Regions from separate parts of the Mus musculus genome. Here all the other regions are linked to region 3. Evidence: chromatin contacts called from ENCODE Hi-C or POLR2A ChIA-PET data. All regions are on one chromosome and are shown on one strand. The core of a region is the stretch at or near the end of the contact, and the rest is flanking DNA. Distances in the headings are between cores, read along the strand shown. Region 1 holds the start of Eif3g (eukaryotic translation initiation factor 3, subunit G). Region 2 holds the start of Angptl6 (angiopoietin-like 6). Region 3 holds the start of S1pr2 (sphingosine-1-phosphate receptor 2).

Region 1 (4,367 bases), core at 222-2,721, 78 kb before region 3:
TGGTGGCAATGCCTTTAATCCTAATGCATGTGGATCTATGAGTTCAAGGTCAGCCTAGACCACAGAGTGAGTTCAGAACAGCTAGGGCTACACAGAGAAACCCTGTCTGGAAAAACAAACTACAAACAATAAAACCCAAGAGGGCTGGGTATGTCTCAGTACAGTGTCTGTCACACAAGTGTCCGTCAGACTCTGACCCCGAGCACCCACAGTCAAACACTGTGCACAGAGGCAAACTTGCATTCCCGGTGCAGGCCAGACAGGAAGTGGGGACAGCAGGGTCCCTGGGGCTGTTAGTGCCCAGCAAGCCTAGTCTAGTTCCTAATACCGAGAGACCAGCTCAAACCAAAAGTATGCTGTGCCATGTGCTGGGGGGGATGATGCTGCGCACATCCGCACACAAAAGGAGAACAATAAAAAAACAAAAGTAAATGAATAAATAAAGCATCTAACTTCATCTACTCCTGGGCCCTAACCTTTCAAGGCCTAACACTAAACGTTTACTCCACATCAACAAAAAGGGGCTTCCCAACTCCTCAGGATCAGCCCCAGAGAACACCCTACCCCCCAAATGAGGTAGAATCTCACCTTCCTCCTTGCCACAGCCTTTGATGCCTTCCGGGTCTCAATCCTGAAGGTTCTGACAATCTGAAGATGAATAAGAGAGGAGTGCTTCCAGAGCCTCAGGCCCTGTCTCAGCCACTGACACCCCTCCACCTGAACCCCTGAACACAAAGGCACTGGCCCTATGTGTCCACTTCGACCTCACCTTGAATTTCTTCCCATCTTCCTCTATCTTGTACTCAGTCACTGTCTTTATGTTCCCATTGATGACTTCCTTGGGAGGTGGCAGCGGGTCTGGAGGAAGATGACAGAAACTGATTCCCGGGTAATGGGGACTGGCTGGAAAGTAGGCTTGAGAGTCGGAAGGGAAGAGGAAGCAGGCAGGGATGGACACTGCTCACCTCCGGGCAGTAACTCGGGCTCTGGACTGGTGTCCCCGGTGGGCAGAGGGATTCCTTTCAGGAGCTCGCTGGTGACACATTTGTCTGCCAGAGGGAATTCGGGGAGGAAGGTAGAGTGAGCCACGGGACGGGAACTTTCAAGTCAGAGAGAGAGTGTGTGTGTGTGTGTGTTGTGTGTTTGCGGGTTGCACCGGGGGCACAGCGCAGGGCGAGGGTGGGGCTGGCCACGCGCGGCCCTAGCCGGAGCGTGGGCCCCGGGAACAGGCAGCGGGCGCGGCCACGCTCGGCACTCACCGTCCTCTCCCTCCTCCTCCACCTGGTCGGCCCAGCTGGGCTTCGAGCTGCGGGGACAGGAGATTGGTGAGCGGGTCCCGGCCCCCCGCGCCGCCCAGACCCCCACGCACCCCAGAGCAGCCCCCACGCGGCCTCCCCGGCGACCCCATCGCCACCCCACGCATACTCAAAGTCGCCAGTCGGCATCTCGAAGTCTTAACTCCACGCAGCTCCCAGCCCGGGTAAAGACAGGAAGCCGGAGTAGAAGAGGCTTCCGGTGCCGCGGCCGCAGCCTAGAGCGGCCAGACCGCGGTGAGCACAGCGCCTCCCTGCGGACAAAGGTGGACACGCGGCTCTCGCGCACCGCAAAGCGCTGAGATCCAACCTGGAAAAGGGGTCCAAAAAAAAGCTTCAAAGAACTTTTTAAACTTTTTTTTTCCCCCTTTGGGTAATGGGGCTAGACGTGAGTGTCTCACTCTATAGATAGGATAGCCTCACAATCCTGTCTCAACTCCAAAAGGCTGAAAGTACAGGCTCACGAGCAGTATTCCCAGGGTGGCCTTGAATTCATAGCTGTCTTTCCACCTTACTCTCGTCCGTGCTGGGAATATGAACATGAAATCGCCACACCCGGAACTGATTCGTTCTCTCCCTCTTCCCGGAGAATTAGTTTTCAGCCATCAGTAATCGCAGTGCTGGAGGTGGAAGCTGGAAAATTATGAGTTAAAGGCCATTTTCAGCTACCTCGTGGATTCCAGACTAGCCTGCGCTCCATGCGACTCTGTCTCCAAAACTAAAGGTGTCTTGCTTTGTTCCCCAGGCTTGCCCCTGAACTCCTAAACGCAAGGAATTCACAAATAGCTGGGGCTATAATTGTGTGCCAACAAGCTTGGCTGAAAAGCACGTGTATCAAGAATGCCCTCGCCCCACATCGTTTAGAGGATACCAGGATTCTGGTTTGTTGAAGAAGAAACAGACTCAGACCAAACCCTTTTGTCCTGTGCTAAGACGTCCTTTCTTTGAATAAGAGGCCACCTGGTCTCCTGTGCCTCCTTTGCTGTGTAGCATGCTAGGGTTTATCCTACAACCTTGTTGTGCGTTTGTATTATTTGAAGACAGCATGCTTGTGCATACATAGCACACATGGAGGTCAGGGGACACTTTGCAGACAGTCTCTCCTTCCACTATGTGGGTCTTGGGATTGATCTCAGGCCTTCAGGCTTGGCAGCCAGCCTCCTGCTGTGGTCCAGGAGTCCCCTCACAGACCACACGAGCCCCAGTCTCAGTCAGAGAGAGGCACTTTATTGAGCATACATGTCAGGACTGGTTAACCAGGGCCACAGTCCAGATTCAGGACCTGAACTGTGACCCTGACTTAAGATCCTGCAGGGTTTTTAAGCCTCAAATCCACAAACATCTGGGCCAAGTCACATCACCAATCAGGATTCAGAAATGGGGGGTTTACCTGGGAACATGGTTTTGCCTTACACGTATCCTGCTCCCATTGGTTGGGTATTCAACGGTGGCAAGAGACTTTCCTTGTTGAACATTCATGTCTCAATGTGCCAACCAGGTTGTCAGTTACCCACGCACATGTCTTTCTGCCAAGTAGGATGCCAGTTTCCAGGGAGGTCTTGGGAACTTAAACTTTACTCAGTCATTACTCAAAATGGAAGTCTTATTCCAAAGGGTTTCTTATATTGGTGCAGTTCTCTCTCTCATCTATTTATTTTATTTATATAAACTTGAGCTGTCTGAAGACACACCAGAAGAGGGCATCAAATCCTATTACAGATGGTTGTGAGCCACCATGTGGTTGCTGGGAATTGAACTCAGGACCTCTAGAAGAGCTCTTAACCACTGAGCCATCTCTCCAGGCCAGAGATTTCTCTCTTATGTTGGAGTCCATCCCAGGGACAGCTTATACAGACAAATACCATAAAAATTTATATATGGCTAGTAAGTGCTGCTGGGTGGTTGGTTCAGGTCAAAGCTTATTATGGGTAACTATTCAAAAAAGTTCTACTAACTTCTATCATGATTGGTTTCCAAGGGCACAGGGCATAACAGAATATGTAATCAGTTTTGGCATTAGAAAGTTTCCTAGTAACAGCAGAAACATATGAGAAAGTTTCCTTATAATGGTAGGCTAGCCAAGTAGGCTACCTAGGCCTTGACATTTTATCTAGGCCTTAATATTTTACCTAGGTCCCAGTACCTCCTTAGCTGCAAAAACGTTGCAAGCTCTATTCCTGCCACCTTAAACTCTCTCCAGTGCTAAGCTCCTGTCAAGTAAGTGGAGGTTATATCAGATTCTCTGCCGTAGGAACATCCACTCCAAGTCCATGTGTCTGTTTGGGATGCTGGTGGGGAACGGAAAGCAGGGAGTTGGGCACACTAATACTGACCTATACTCCTAACACTTAGAACTTGTATCTTAAGCTGGCAAGATGGCTCAGTGGGTGAAGGCACTCTCCACAAGCCTGCTGCCTGGAGTTCAACCCTAGGACCCATCTGAGGGAAGGAGAGGACTAACTCTAGCAGGTTGTACCCTGAGCCCCACACTTATGCTGTGGCCTGTTCTCACACACTGCATCGTAGTGGGACCCCTGTAGAATCAGAGGATCTAGGGTGAACATCAGAATGAATAGCTGCTTTCTAGATGGACTTCGACCTTGAAGAAATCCTGTGAGACTCTTCAGGATTCAGTCCAGAGGCTGAATGTCCCTGCTCCCAGCTCCCAGCCAGGCCTCGGGGCTAAGAAGGACAACGCTTCATAAAAATGTAATGGGTCGGGCGTGGTGGTGCACACCTTTAATCTCAGCACTCGGGAGGCAGAGGCAGGCAAATTTCTGAGTTTGAGGCCAGCCTGGTCTACAAAGTGAGTTCCAGGACAGCCAGGGCTACACAGAGAAACCCTGTCTTGAAAAATCACACACACACACACACACACACACAAAATGTAATAGAATCAGAGGAGGTCAGGCAACATCTAAGGATGGTATGGCCTTAAAAGGAAATTGGTTAACTAACTTACATTTGGTTTTTACTGTTGTTCTCTCTAAGGACACAATAAACAAAATGGTCAGTTTCAGTGCTAGGAAGGCATAGGCAGAAAATCCGAGAGTT
Region 2 (3,857 bases), core at 821-3,320, 97 kb before region 3:
TCATTTTTAGCCTGTATACACACTCTATACACACATGGTGCACAAACACATATCAGACATGCATCGGTCCACACACATTAAGATGAAAATAGATCCTTAAAAGGATATGCAAGCCTGGTGTGGTGGCGCACGCCTTTAATCTCAGCACTTGGGCGACAGAAGCAGGTGGATCTCTGAGTTCAAAGTCAGCCTAGTGTAAAGAGTGAGTCCCAGGACAGCAACGACTACACAGAGAAACCCTGTCTAGTAAAACTAAAAAAAAGAAAAAAAAAAGTCCTTGTGTATGATGAAAGTGCTTGTAAGCCTAGGAGCTGTGAATATTTTCGTGCAGCCAATGAAGCTCTCCCCAATCATTCACCCAGATGAGCAGTGGGTGGTGCCCCTGACACGGAGCGCGCGGCACAGCTACCTGCTGCTGTCCCCGTTCCGGGCCCGCGCACGCGCGTTGCAGGCGGCCGAGGAGGCTGCTATGCTGGCTCATGAGCTGCGCATGCTCACGGAGCTGTGCGTCCAGCTGCTGCAGGCGTGCCGTCGTCCGGCGCGCTTCGGCCTCAGCGTCCAGCGCGCGCTCGGCTAGCAAACCAAGTGCAGCAGCAGGCTCCGCCCCCAGGTCAGGCTCCGCCCTCGCCTCCTGCTGCAATTGCGCGCGCAGCTGGCCCAGGCGCGTGTTCAGGGTGAGACTGTGCTCGCGCAGTGCGCGCACCTCGTCCGCGAGCGCACCACCCTCCGCCGCACGCCTTTGCAGCGCGCGCAGCAGCTCCTCGTGGCGACCCAGGCGCATGCGCAGCGTGGCCAGTTCGCTGTCTTGGGTGGCTTCTGAGCTCCTGCAGACGGCGCTAGTTGCCTTCTGCGGGGACAAAACTAGGGTGACGCGGCAACGCGCGGCACCTCCGAGCGCCCTCCAAGCGCCCAGCAGAAGCAGCAGTTGCAGCTTGCGTAGCCTGGCGGTCCCCATGGCCGTCACCTGCAGTGAAGAGGAAAGAGACTACTGTTTTAGCCTAGACGGGTCCCAAAGCTCCAAGGTAGCCAAGGAGAGCTAAAGTATTGATCCCTGGGCGTCACTTCCTACGGTTGTACTCCACAACAGAGCTGGGCTGCAGCTCGCAGCGCAGATTGTCCGTTTACCACAGTTCATACAACAACCAGAATCATTTTACACCCCAAATCCCTCTCCATCCTCGGTTCCGGACACTTGGACCTGGTCACCTCTCCCCTCAGAACCTTCGGTGGCCCCCACTTAAAGAGAAAACTTCCATTTTGCGTGGGGGGCGGGGCGTGCAGGGGATGGAACATCCATCACTCATGCTGGGCCCCTCTTTTCTAATTTGAGACATGGTGTCACTAGTAGCCCAGTCTGTTACCGAACTAGGTTAGGATGCTACTGCCTGGGCCTCTTCATCCCTAGATGGCTTGTGTGTGCCACCATACCAGGTTAATATTCGTGACTCCCCACTCCTGCCCTGCAGAATTCACACCCAGGGCCCTATGCCACCACTCCCAGGCACTCGGGCACACACTTGGACCTGCTCAGAAGAAACCACAAGTGCAAAGGTCCTGGAATTGGATCTCATTTCAGATGTGCTGAAAAGAAGACATAGCAAAGAGGCCTGTGGGGTGGCATAGAAGGGAAGTGAGAGAGCCGTGGAAACTTCTGAGCTAGAGGCAAGGTACATCAACTACAGTGGCTGCTCATCAGGCGTCAGCTCCCAAGCACTGGGCAGTCTTGGGCACATGTGGCCGCCTTCGTTGGCAAGCTTGGAGTAAATGAGAGACCTGGGAGCCTCCCTGTGCCCCCCCACACACAACGTATACACACACACACACACATACACATACATACATACGCACATACATATACATGCACATACATAGACAACATACATACACACCCGTACACACACAATCAAGACCAGATGCACTCTACAAACAGCATCTACCTACATCCACTCCTACCCACTCTCACCTCTCACAGCCCAGACGCTGGCTCCAGTGAGGTTTGCGGCAATTCCACAAAATCTGAGGAAGGCCTGAAGGACCAGGACGAAGGACCGGGAGTCCTTCTGGGTGAGTATCTGGGTGCAGGAGACTGAAAAGACAGAAGCCGAGAGAAGACTTGGAAACCACCCATCCCCCAGAGCATGGATGGAGCCTGGGAGCACAGCAAGTGTAAATATTTAGTATTTCCAGTGTGAGAACCCTGGGCAGAATAGCCAGATCCCCTTGCCCAGGCCTCCGGAGCATGATAACAGAGGCCACTGCCCTACGAGTCTCTTCCTTTCTCTCAGGCTCACAGAGCATGGGAGGCCCTAGGCCCTGGTAGACTTGTGGGCTCCAGACTCAGACAACCATGACAATGATGATGTATCAGTGAGTACCCTGATGCCTGGCGCTGGGGACACCCTTAAAGGGGTAAAACTTTCTCATTTAACCCCAGCAGCCAGTAGAGGTGTGAGCCCCTGCCTAGAATCCCCCAGTGAGGGGCTGGGGGTGTAGCTCAGTAGTAGGACACTTACAAAGTCCTTGGTACCCAATATTGCCAGAAGAAACAAAACCTTAGGATGTGGTAGCACAGACTTAATCACAGTACCTGGGAGGCAGCAGCAGTTGGAGCTCTGTGAGTTCCAAGCCAGCCAGTGAGCCCCTGTCTTAAAAGGGAGTGGGAGTGGGTGTTAGATCGGAACTGATGAAGGCAACATGGAAATAAAAGCCAGCATCAGCTCAACAGAGCAGGCAGTCCTTTACTAGAGAAATGGAGATTGTACGAGGGGCAGGGGGCTTGGAATGTTAGAGGACACAAAAGGGAACATTGCGGAGGAAGATTTTATCTGAGGGTTGTTTTATGTTGACTTATTAGTCGTTAGTCTTCTCCTGGCTCCTGCCTGCAGATGCTCTCATTACTATGTTGGCTTTCTTGTCAGACAAGATGTTTCTGTCCATATGCTACCCAGCAAGTTTTGGAGCTGTCCGAGGCTCTTTGCTTTAGATCCTTGTCTTAGTCATGGTTCTTCTGCTGTGAAGAGACACCATGACCAACTTATACAAGAAAGCATTTAATTGGGGGCCTGGTTACAGTTTCAGAGGGTGAGTCTATAACCATTATGACAGGGAGCATGGCAGCAGACAGACAGATAGACAAACATGATCCTGGAGCAGTAGCTGAGAGCTTGCATGCTACACATAAGCAGGAAGCAGAGGAGTGACCTTTTTGTTTGGCTTCAGACCCTGGGACAGGGGACAGTGTGTGTGTGTGCACACACACACGCGAGCATGCACATGTTTTGCATACCAAAGCAGACCTGGCTTCTTTTTTTTTCTTTCTTTCTTTTTTGTTTCTTTGGTTTTTCAAGACAGGGTTTCTCTGTGTAGCCCTGGCTGTCCTGGAACTCACTTTGTAGACCAGGCTGGCCTCAAACTCAGAAATCCGCCTGCCTCTGCCTCCTGAGTGCTGGTATTAGAGGCGTGCGCCACCACTGCCCAGCTCAGACCTGGCTTCTAAGTTCTCCCAGCATCCCTCAGTCCCAACCTGGCACACCCTGCCCCCAATCCTGCAACCAGAATCTTCTGCGGCAAAGCTTTTATTGCTTACTTATCAGGAGGGAAGACCCCGAACCGGGGAAATGGCGCTGCTTGTATAGCCCACAGCGTGACGTTTCAGCACCTGATGTGGTGTGACAGCTCCTGATTCGTTGCTCGCCCATCACCCCATTACTACACTGCGAGATGGGCAGTGATAGGCGTGAGTTCACTCTTGCACTTGCGCATAAGGCTTGTTAACTAGTTAGGCGCAGTGGAAGCCAGTGCCATTTTATAATGGCGATTGCTCATGGCACGGCTCTCCACATCTCCCCCTTTTTATT
Region 3 (3,837 bases), core at 666-3,165:
ACTTTTATCCTCACCTCCCATCGCCACAATCTCTATGGCTCCCTAGGGCCCAGGCATACACTAACCTCCCAAGGCCCATTTGAGGTCGAAACCTGCTGTAGTTGCCTCTGGTATATCCTACAGACCCCCTCCCCACCCCCACACAAACACTTTTTCCGGCAGACTATCTTATCTTTGGATTTCATTCGACTGTCACTGTCTAGGCCTTCAGGAACTATCTTCTCTTTTTGTTTTGTTTTTGGGACAGGGTCTTACTGTGTAATCCGGGTTGACCAGAAACTCATTTCGTAGATCAGGTTGGCCTTGAGTTCACAAAGATGCCCCTTAACTCAGTCTCCTGAGCACTGGGATTAAAGAAATAAGGCATTTTACCCAGCACAGCCCACCCCTAATTTCTATCAGAGCATCTGACTTTATCATCGGAAATGATCTTGTTTTCCACAGTATCGTGTGAGGCCAGCTACCAAGTTCACCCTCAGCCTCTCTTGCTTGGTGCAAGCGAGGCAGGCGCATGAATGAATGAAAGAGCCTGAAATTGGGGGGCTCGTTCGCATGCAAAGCATGGGGACATCTCCTGGCAGCACCCCTACCCTACCACTATAGGAAGCTGAAGCCGGGCGCGTCTCCTTGGCGACAGTAAGACCCGCCTGGCTCAGGCAGCACTCTCCAGCTCCTTATCAGGCCGAGGAATGCGTGGTATCCACACTCGCTTGCGCTGGGGCGGCGCCATCTCTCTCTCCTGAGACCCCGACACGCGCGCAGGATGTCCCTATCCTGCACAAAGCAACAGGGGGTGGCCACATTTCTGCACCCCACCAGAGGCCCCCCACATCCAGATTCCTGGGGCACTGGAGAGAGTAACTACAGCTACTTCATTCCCTCCCCCCCCCTCAGTGATGCTCCCATGTTGCCCCGCAGGGGACAGTAGGCTCTGCGGGTGTCGCCTCGGGCATCTAACAACAAGGATAGGGACGGGGGTGGGGAGGTGGAAATCCCCGGGTGAGTCAACCCATGCTCTAGAGGGGGGCGAGGTCCCAACGCCGTGTAGCCCGCGACAACGCGGACTCCACGCCACGCGTGCCTTCCTTCACTCCTACGCCCCATCCCTGAGCTAGGAAAAGGAGACACCTGGACTTTGCAGTTAATGTCCCTTTCCTTCGATACAAAGTGATTCTTCCGAAAGAGAGACTGAAAGAGAGGGGCAACTAACTGGAAACTGAGGCAAAAAACTAGTCTCACAGGCGGTGGGGCGACGGCCTTCGCCGGGGACCCCGCCCATGAACTCTGAAAGCTTTCCCCGCTCGCTCGTCCGTAGCACCTTTCATCCTAGCCGGAGACAGAGAAGAAGGGATGCTGCACCTCTCCCCAACAACCTCACTGCCCCAAACCCTGCTTCCTGAGAACCCCCATCCAGTCTTGCAAAGTCTCCAGCTCAAAGCGCTCGGATTCCGCCTTTCTCTTCAGCGCCAACTTCCTGCCCGAAGGAAGGCGGGGAGCTCAGTCTGGGGGTGCGCCACTGAGTAGGTGGCGAGCTGCCTGGAGTAGTGGGCAGGGGCGCATGGTAGATGATCTGTTCCCTCGGTGCAGCAGAGCCTGGAGCAGCGCGTGCAACGCCTGTACGAGCGCCTGACCCCGGACCGGGCCCCCCAGCTGGGATCTCAGGGTCTCCGTGAACCGCGGCCGCCCAGATCGGAACCTCCCCTCTGCCCCGCGCGCTCACCTGGCTAGGCCGGCCGGGGTCCCTGCCCTGGCCTGAGTGGCCTTGGCGTCTGCGCCCCGGGACAGCCAGTGGTTGGTTTTGGAGACTGTTGGCTGTGCTCGGTCTATGTCCCGGAGTTGGGGACCCAGGACAAGAGAGAGGCGGGCAGAGCCGCTGCCTCCGGCCCCAACTCCCTGCTCGCCCCGCCCTCCTCTCCTCCTCTTTCCGGCGGCGACTTGCAATGAATTCCAGATGTGGCCCGCCAGTTAGCCAGGGCGCGCACGGGGGAAGAGCAGGGCCCCTTTGTCCACACCCCCACACACACACTCCTGCCCTGCTCCTCCCAACCCCCACTCGTGAGAACTGCCGTGGCATGATGTCACGGCCGCGTGACGTCACAGCTCTCTTAACCCAGGTGACCTAGTACTGAAACAACTGTATTCCATTTGGCTTAGCGCCAGGCTAATGCTTGGGACCTGGAAATGGAGGAAATCACACTTACCTACTATGTGAGAACTCAGCAATTCAAGATTAAGCACCTACTATGTGTTTCTACAAGAAATAAATTCCTACACTGTATCATACCCAGCCCCCCAAACAGAAGACTTGGTAAGAACTCCCAGATCCAACTGGGCTTTGTGGCACATATGCCTGTCATTCCAGCATCTGCCACCTGGGAGGTGGGAAGATCAGGAGTTCAGGGTCCTCTTAGCAACCTTAAGCCACTGCCTGCTCAAGACCCTTTCTGAAAAACAACAGGCAGGGATGTGGAGGCAGGTGGTTGAGTGTTTGCCTAGCATGCATCCTCAACACTGCAAAAATATGGAATGGTGGCTTGGGCCTCTAATTCCAAACTTGTGAAGTAGAAGCAGGAGGTTTGTTTTAGAGTTCAAGGCCAATCTGGATCACATGATCCTGTTGGCTCCTTCCCTCCAAACAACTCAGGGTGAAAAAAAAATCCAAAATTAGAGTGAGTGACAGAAGGTCAGCTGTCCAGCTCCACTAGGCAGGGAGGGGAAAGGGCTTGTCTGGAAGCCTGACCTGAGGTCAGTCCCTGGAAGCAAAGTTGGCCTCTGACCTCCACAGGGCACACTGGCATTGCTGCACCTACATTCATTCACTGATACATGTACAATAATAATAAATGCATTTAAAAAAGAATAACAAAACCGGGCGTGGTGGTGCACGCCTTTAATCCCAGCACTCGGGAGGCAGAGGCAGGCGAATTTCTGAGTTCAAGGCCAGCCTGGTCTACAGAGTGAGTTCCAGGAGGCTGTGAGTTGTCAGTGGGTAAGGCCTTGCCTGGGACCCACAAGGTGGAAATTGAGAACCAATTCCTGCAAGTTGTCCTGTGACCTCCAAGGCCTGCTGCTGAGGCACATGCACACACCCACGTACATGTACACACCCACGTGCATGCACGCACATGGGTATAAAGTTAAAATTAATAAATTTTTAAAAGGCGCTAAAGAGGTGCCTCTAATGGTCAAGAGCACTTCCTGCTCTTGCAGAGAACAGAATGTCCCAGCACCCACAGACCTGACAACTTCTGAGTCCAGCCCCAGGGGATCTGACCCTTTCAGCCTCAAGGGCCCGTGTACACACATGCACATACCCACAATTACACATAATTAAAAACAAAAAAAAATAAACACACAAAAGTGTAAATTGCACACCCAAACATAAGCTCCCTAAGAGCGAACAGTGTTTCCCTTGCTGTGTTTAACATTGTGCCTTATGTCGGCATTGAGATGTTTATGGAGGCAGGCGGCTCAGTGTTAGTTACAGTACTTCCTCTCATGCACAGGGCCCTGTGTTCTGTCTCCAACACCCCAAAAATAAATAAGTAAGCGGGTCACTGTTTGCAAGCCTAGCATCCCTGCACTTCAGTGGGTGGAGGCAGGAGGATGGGGAGTCCAAAGCCCTCTTCTGTTCCATAGCAAGTTCTAGGTTTATGACTTGCTAGATAAATTAAGCCTTTCCGCAGGGTACCGGAAGTGGCAGAACAATGGATTAGAATCCCCTATTGAGGGGCTGAGGGTGTGGCTCAGGGGTAGAACACCTGCCTATGGTGCACAAAGGCCCGGATTCTGTCCCCAGCTTGGAAAATAAGACGAAATGAAATGAAATAAATAGGT

The links. A loop is a pair of places that touch in the nucleus more often than their neighbours do. ChIA-PET counts read pairs that join two places held with the same protein, here RNA polymerase II (POLR2A).
Region 1: a map of heart shows a loop between it and region 3 (4-fold over the local background). The contact joins the promoter of Eif3g here to the promoter of S1pr2 in region 3. A Hi-C loop is called at or near these places in 1 of 37 maps with a recorded cell type or tissue (heart). POLR2A ChIA-PET finds 5 or more read pairs at or near these places in 4 of 5 experiments (Patski and embryonic stem cell).
Region 2: POLR2A ChIA-PET joins it to region 3 with 46 read pairs in embryonic stem cell. The contact joins the promoter of Angptl6 here to the promoter of S1pr2 in region 3. POLR2A ChIA-PET finds 5 or more read pairs at or near these places in 4 of 5 experiments (Patski and embryonic stem cell).

The regions. Positions count from the first base shown.
Region 1 is chr9:20,897,119-20,901,485 of GRCm38, forward strand. Eif3g (eukaryotic translation initiation factor 3, subunit G) reads right to left here and starts at 1,472. Exons shown (of 11, transcript NM_016876.3): 1 at 1,426-1,472; 2 at 1,260-1,306; 3 at 966-1,049; 4 at 770-858; 5 at 589-648. The coding sequence starts at 1,445.
Region 2 is chr9:20,877,640-20,881,496 of GRCm38, forward strand. It overlaps Angptl6 (angiopoietin-like 6), which reads right to left and starts at 2,071. Exons shown (of 6, transcript NM_145154.2): 1 at 1,964-2,071; 2 at 410-964. The coding sequence starts at 955.
Region 3 is chr9:20,974,878-20,978,714 of GRCm38, forward strand. S1pr2 (sphingosine-1-phosphate receptor 2) reads right to left here and starts at 1,916. Exons shown (of 2, transcript NM_010333.4): 1 at 1,721-1,916.